Linked DNA regions of Homo sapiens: region 1 is linked to region 2. A link is an interaction called in ENCODE POLR2A ChIA-PET data of the cell type or tissue named here. Cell type or tissue: B cell. All regions are shown on one strand. Links, peaks and the distances in the headings refer to the core of each region. The heading gives the core; the rest is flanking DNA.

What was found. Peaks named below come from ENCODE experiments on the same cell type or tissue, not always from the same donor. Only the 100,000 strongest peaks of a DNase experiment are listed, where the experiment ranks them.
Region 1: POLR2A ChIA-PET joins it to region 2 with 5 read pairs; 2 of 35 experiments call an interaction of 5 or more read pairs at or near these places.

The regions. Positions count from the first base shown.
Region 1 is chr19:8,190,975-8,193,877 of GRCh38, forward strand. No RefSeq gene overlaps it. Among named protein-coding and RNA genes, the nearest start is that of CERS4, 17 kb to the right of the region's middle. RefSeq lists an enhancer at 2,882-2,903. In B cell, for the core only: no CTCF peak of the experiment used is centred there; DNase peaks (open chromatin) are centred at 937, 1,387 and 2,307; H3K4me3 peaks cover 18 bases; H3K27ac peaks cover 2,500 bases.
Region 2 is chr19:7,647,696-7,650,584 of GRCh38, forward strand. STXBP2 (syntaxin binding protein 2) reads left to right here. Exons shown (of 19, transcript NM_006949.4): 19 at 30-178. The coding sequence ends at 115. Among named protein-coding and RNA genes, the nearest start is that of STXBP2, 12 kb to the left of the region's middle. RefSeq lists an enhancer at 1,237-1,286. In B cell, for the core only: no CTCF peak of the experiment used is centred there; no DNase peak of the experiment used is centred there.

The sequences.
Region 1 (2,903 bases), core at 126-2,625, 540 kb after region 2:
TTTTAGTAGAGACAGGGTTTCACCATGTTGGTCAGGCTGGTCTTGAACTCCTGACCTCAGGTGATCTGCCTGCCTCGGCCTCCCAAAGTACTAGGATTACAAGCATAAGCCACCACACCTGGCCACATTTATGAATTTATGCATTGTTTTCTTTACTAAAAGTGTGCTACACTTTTCTTCCTTTCTTCTTCTTCTTTGTTTGTTTTTGAGACAGGGTCTCACTCTATCACTCAGGCTGGAGTACAGTGGCACAATCTCCACTGACTACAAATCCCAGGCACAAGTGATCCTCTCACTTCAGCCCCCCTCGAGTAGCTGGGATTACAGGTGTGCACCACCATGCCTGGCTAATTTTTGTATTATGATAGAGATGGGGTTTTGCCATGTTACCCAGGCTGATCTCAAATTCCTGGGCTTAAGCGATCTACCCACCTCAGCCTCCCAAAGTGCTGGGATTACAGGCATGAGCCACCATGCTGGGCCTTATGTGTGCTATATTTAAACAAAAGCTTCTAAAAATTAAAAAAAAAATTATCCTATCTTCCTTCCACCCCTCTGTCCTGTTTAGACCTTACCCACGCTGCACTGGGTGACTTCACTTCTCCTACCTGCCCCCTCTCCTACAGCCCCTCCGATAGAAAACAACCAGGAATGGCCAGGCATGGTGGCTCTTGCCTATAATCTCAGCACTTTGGGAAGCCCAGGTAGGAGGATCACTTAAAAATTAGATGAGGTGGCATGCCCCTGTAATCACAGCTACTCAGGAGGCTGAGGCAGGAGGATCACTTGAGCCTGGGAGCTGGAGGCTGCAGTGAGCTACAATGGTAACACTGCACTCCAGACTGGACAAAGACAAATACACCCTGTCTCAAGAAAAAGAAAGAAGAGAGAGAGAGAAAGAAGAAGAGGAAGAGGAAGAGGAAGAAGAAGAAGAGGAAGAGGAAGAAGAAGAAGAAGAGGAAGAGGAAGAAGAAGAGGAAGAGGAAGCAGAAGGAGGAGGAGGAGAAGGAGGGGAGGGAGGGAAGGAAGGAAGGAAGGGAGGGAGGGAGGAAGGAAGGACCCACACAGTGGCTCACACCTGTAATCCCAGCACTTTGGGAGGCCAAGGTGGGAGGACCACCTGAGGTCAGGAGTTTGAGACCAGCCTGGCCAACATAGTGAAACCCCATCTCTAGTAACAATACAAAAATTAGCCTGGCATGGTTGTGCATGCCTTCAGTCCCAGCTACTTGGGAGGCTGAGGCAGGAGAATTGCTCGAACCCAGAAGGTGGAGTTTGCCCTGAGCCACGATCGTGCCACAGCACTCCAGCCTGGGCAACACAGCGAGACTGAGTCTCAAATAAAAAACAAAAAAAGAGAAAAGAAAATAAAGCAACCAGGGGAATTCCTGGGGCACACAACTAAGACTATGTTCCTTCCTGCTCTAAACTCTCCCATGGCTCCCTATTACCCCCAAGATTAGATCAAAGTCTTTATTGAGACTCCCAAGGACTTTCTCTACTTCAGCTCTGGTTGTCTTGCAGCCTGATCTCTACCTGCTCTTGCTGCTTCTCACATCATTAACCTTGGGCCCTGAAGGTGCAGCTTCCAACTTCTGGGCCTTTGCACCTGCAGTCAGCTTTGCATAATTGCCTGACTGCCCCTGGCACATTCTTGTTCTTTGAGATTCAGCTTGAATGCCTCTGCTCTGGGAAGCATCCCTCTCCTTCAGACCCTCCCTCCCACCCCTACCCGGATCTAGGGGCCCAGGAGGCTTTGGGCTGGGAAGATTAAGAAGACGATGATGAATAAGTTGGTTCTAGCAGTTCCTTCCTTCCTTCCTTTTTCCTTCGTTCTTTCTTTCTTTCTTTTTCTTCTTTCTTTCTTTCATTTTTCTTTTCCATTAAGCATTTAACCCCCTTGTACACAATTCACTCTTTTTAAAGAAAAAAACTGAGGCCGGGCACAGTGGCTCATGCCTGTACTCCCAGCACTTTGGGAGGCCGAGGTGGGTGAATCACAAGGTGAGGAGTTCAAGACCAGCCTGGCCAACATAGTGAAACCCCATCTCTACTAATAATACAAAAATTAGCCGGGCGTGGTGGCTTGTGCCTGTAGTCCCAGCTACTCGTGAGCCTGAGGCAGGAGAATCGCTTGAACCTGTGAGGCGGAGGTTGCAGCAAGCTGAGATCACGCCACTGTACACTAGCCTGGGCGACAGTGTGAGACCCAGTCTCAAAAAAAAAAAAAAGAAAGAAAAGAAAAAATTGAAATGTAAGGCTGTGTAAGATTTGTTTTGAAACTACACAGTGTCTTTTTTTTTTTTTGTACAGTTAATGCACTACTGAATGTGTCTTTAGATAGCCCTGTCCTGGTGGTATTTTCAACAGCCACTAACCTTGCCTGGTATAATATGGGGGTTGTAAATTGCAATGGAAATTTAAAGCAGGTTCTTGTTGGTGCACAGCACAAATTGGTTATATATGGGGATAGTAGGTTTTTTGGGTTTTTCGTTTTTTTTTTTTTTTTTTTAAGACTGAGTCTCGCTCTGTTGCCCAGGCTGGAGTGCAGTGGCATGATCTCAGCTCACTGCAGTCTCTGCCTCCCAGGTTCAAGCGATTCTCCTGCCTCAGCATCCTGAGTAGCTGGGATTACAGGCACCCGCCACCAAGCCCAGCTAATTTTTGTATTTTTGGTAGAGATGGGGTTTTCTCATGTTGGCCAGGCTAGTCTCAAACTCCTGACCTCAGGTGATCCGCCCACCTTGGCCTCCCAAAGTGCTGGGATTACAGGCACGAGCCTCCGTGCCTGGCCTAGGTTTCTTTTCTTTCTTTTTTCTTTTTTTTTTTTTTGTAGTCAGTGCACACATATCACACATACACTGGGGTTTTACAAAATAAGAGACAAAGCTCTGAGTCAAATG
Region 2 (2,889 bases), core at 1-2,500:
ATCTTCCCCAAACCTCTGCCCCTGCACAGGCTCCTCACACATCCTCACCCCGACCCGCTTCCTGGATGACCTGAAGGCACTGGACAAGAAGCTGGAGGACATTGCCCTGCCCTGACCCCTGGCCCCGCCCCCTACCCCTCCCTTTCCAGAGAAATAAACTCTTCCCGTCGCTCTGCCAGCCAGTGCCTACCTCACCTTCTTATCAAGGGAGTCCCTGGGAGTTGTGCTGAGCCAGGCCTGTGCCCCAGGCCCCACCAACCCCTATTATCCTCTCAGAAGGAGAATTAGCCTCTCCCTGCCCCTGAGGGCATCTCAAGCCCTCATGGAGGTTAAGAACTTGGACTTTTGGCAGGGCACGGTGGCTCACGCCTGTAATCCCAGCACTTTGGGAGGCCAAGGCGGGAGGATCACTTGAGGTCAGGACTTCAAGACCAGCCTGGCCAACATGGTGAAAACCCATCTCTACTAGAAATACAAAACAACTAGCTGGGTGTGGTGGTGTGCACCTGTAGTCCCAGCTACTTGGGAGGCTGAGGCAGGAGAATCACTTGAACCCAGGATGTGGAGGCTGCAGTGAGCCGAGATTGCCCCTTTGCACTCCAACCTGGGCAACAAAGCGAGACTCCGTCTCAAAAAAAAAAAAATTGGACTCTCATTTGAATATCAGCTCTAAGATATTCTAGCGGTGAGGCCCTGACCAACTTCCGGGGTTCCCAATCTAAAAACAGGGAGCCCAAAATAGCAGCTGCTTTGCAGAGGAGAGAACAGAGATAGCGCAGGAAGGCTGGTGGCGTGCAAGCATGACAGCTGCTGCTACCCCATTTTCACTGGAACCATTTTGGCTGCTCCGTTAATATTGTTATTAAGCAGAATGGACCCTGGAACTCCAACCCCCCTAGAACTGTTCCAAGGGGACCTGTAGGCATACGATGCCAGGAGTTGTGTTCAGCTTCTGCTGTATTCATGTGAGGCACACAGCAAACGCTCCCTGCTTTCTCCTCCCAGCCCCACGGGGTTCACAGAGACTCCTGACTGCAGGACTTATCAGGGCCTTCGGTGGGTGTATCTGTTTGCTAGGGCTGTCATAACAAAGTACCACAGACTAGGTGACTTAACAGAAATTGCCAGGCACCGTGGCTCATGCCTGTAGTCGCACATTGGGAGGCCAAGGCAGGTTGATCACTTGAGGCCAGGAGTTCAAGACTAGCCTGGGCAACATAGTGAGATCCTGTGTCTACAAAAAAATAGAATTAGCTGAATGTAGTGGTGTGCACCGTGGTCCCAGCTACTCAGGAGGCTGAGGTGGGAGGATCATTTGAGCCTGGGAGGCAGAGGTTGCAGTGAGCCAAGACCGTGCCAGTGCACTCCAGCCTTGGGTGACAAAAGCGAGACCTCCATCTCAAAAACAAAACTATAATCCCAGCACTTTGAGAGGCTGAGGCAGGTGGATCACCTGAGGTCAGGAGTTCAAGACAAGCCTGGCCAACATGGTGAAACCTTGTCTCTACTAAAAATACAAAAATTAGCCAGGTGTGGTGGTGGACACCTGTGGTACCAGCTACTTGGGAGGCTGAGGCAGGAGAATTACACTACGCCTCCTTCGGGAGGCGGAGGTTGTAGTGAGCTGAGATCGCACCGTTGCACTCCAGCCTGGGCAACAGAGCAAGACTCTGTCTCAAAGCAAACACATTTATAGTCTTCTGTTTCTAGAGACTGGAAGTCCAAGATGAAGATGTCCACAGGTGTGACTCCTTCTGAAGCTTCTCTCCTTTCCTTGTAGACAGCTGTGTTTTCCCTGTGTGTTCACACAGTCTCCTCCCCCCGCCCCAGTGCATGTCTGTGTCCTAATCTGCTCTTCTTACAAGGAAACTGGTCATGTTGGATTAGGGCCCACGCATATGACCTCATTTTTACTTAATTATTTCTTTAAAGATTCTATCTCCAAGTATAGTCACTTTCTGAGGCAGTTGCGGGGCAGGACTTCAGCATAGACATTTGTGGAGAGGACACAGTTCAGCCCATAGCACTCAAGTGAGGTGTGAATCTCACAGCACCAATAGAACAGGAGAGGCCGGGCGAGGTAGCTTACACCTGTAATCCCAGTGCTTTGGGAGGCCTAGGTGGGAGGATCGCTTGGGCCCAGGAGTTTGAGACCAGCCTGGGCGGCATAACACGATCCTATCTCTACAAAAAAATTTTAAAATTAAATTTTTTTAAAATTTTTTTATGGGCATGGTGTCTTGCACCTGGGGTCCAGTTTACTCAGGAGACTGAGGTGGGAGATCGCTTGAGGCTAGGAGTTTAAGACCAGCCTGGGCAACATAGCAAGACCCCATCTCTACAAAAAATAAGAAAAATTAGTCAGGCACGTGATGGCACACGCCTGTAGTCCCAGCTGCTCAGGACTTTCAGGTGGAAGGATTGCTTGAGCCCGGGAGGTTGAGACTGCAATGAGCTATGATCATGCCACTGCACTCCAGCCTGGGTGGCAAGGTGACACCCTATCTCAAAAAAAAAAAAAAAAAAGAAAAAGGAAAAGAAACCTCTCTGGGGCACAGATATACAGCCAGCCACATGAGTAATCTGAGGCAAAAGGGGCTGTGGGAGCCCATATCACATCTAATCCACCCAGACTGGGGGCAATCAGGGAAGGCTTCCTAGAGGAGGCAGCATTTGCATAGAGAATGAAAATGAAGGGGGCGAAGGGAAGGGAGGGGAGGGCAGAGCAGAAGCCAAGGCCAGAGAATGCAGGAGGCCCCTGAGGAGCTGGAGGGGAGGGTACTGACCTGCAACCCAATCTGAGAACCACGTGGAGGTTCTGGTGAGGCCATGGTGAGGGTTTTGGTCCCTGCTGAGGCCATAGGACATCATAGACAGGGTCTGAGTTGG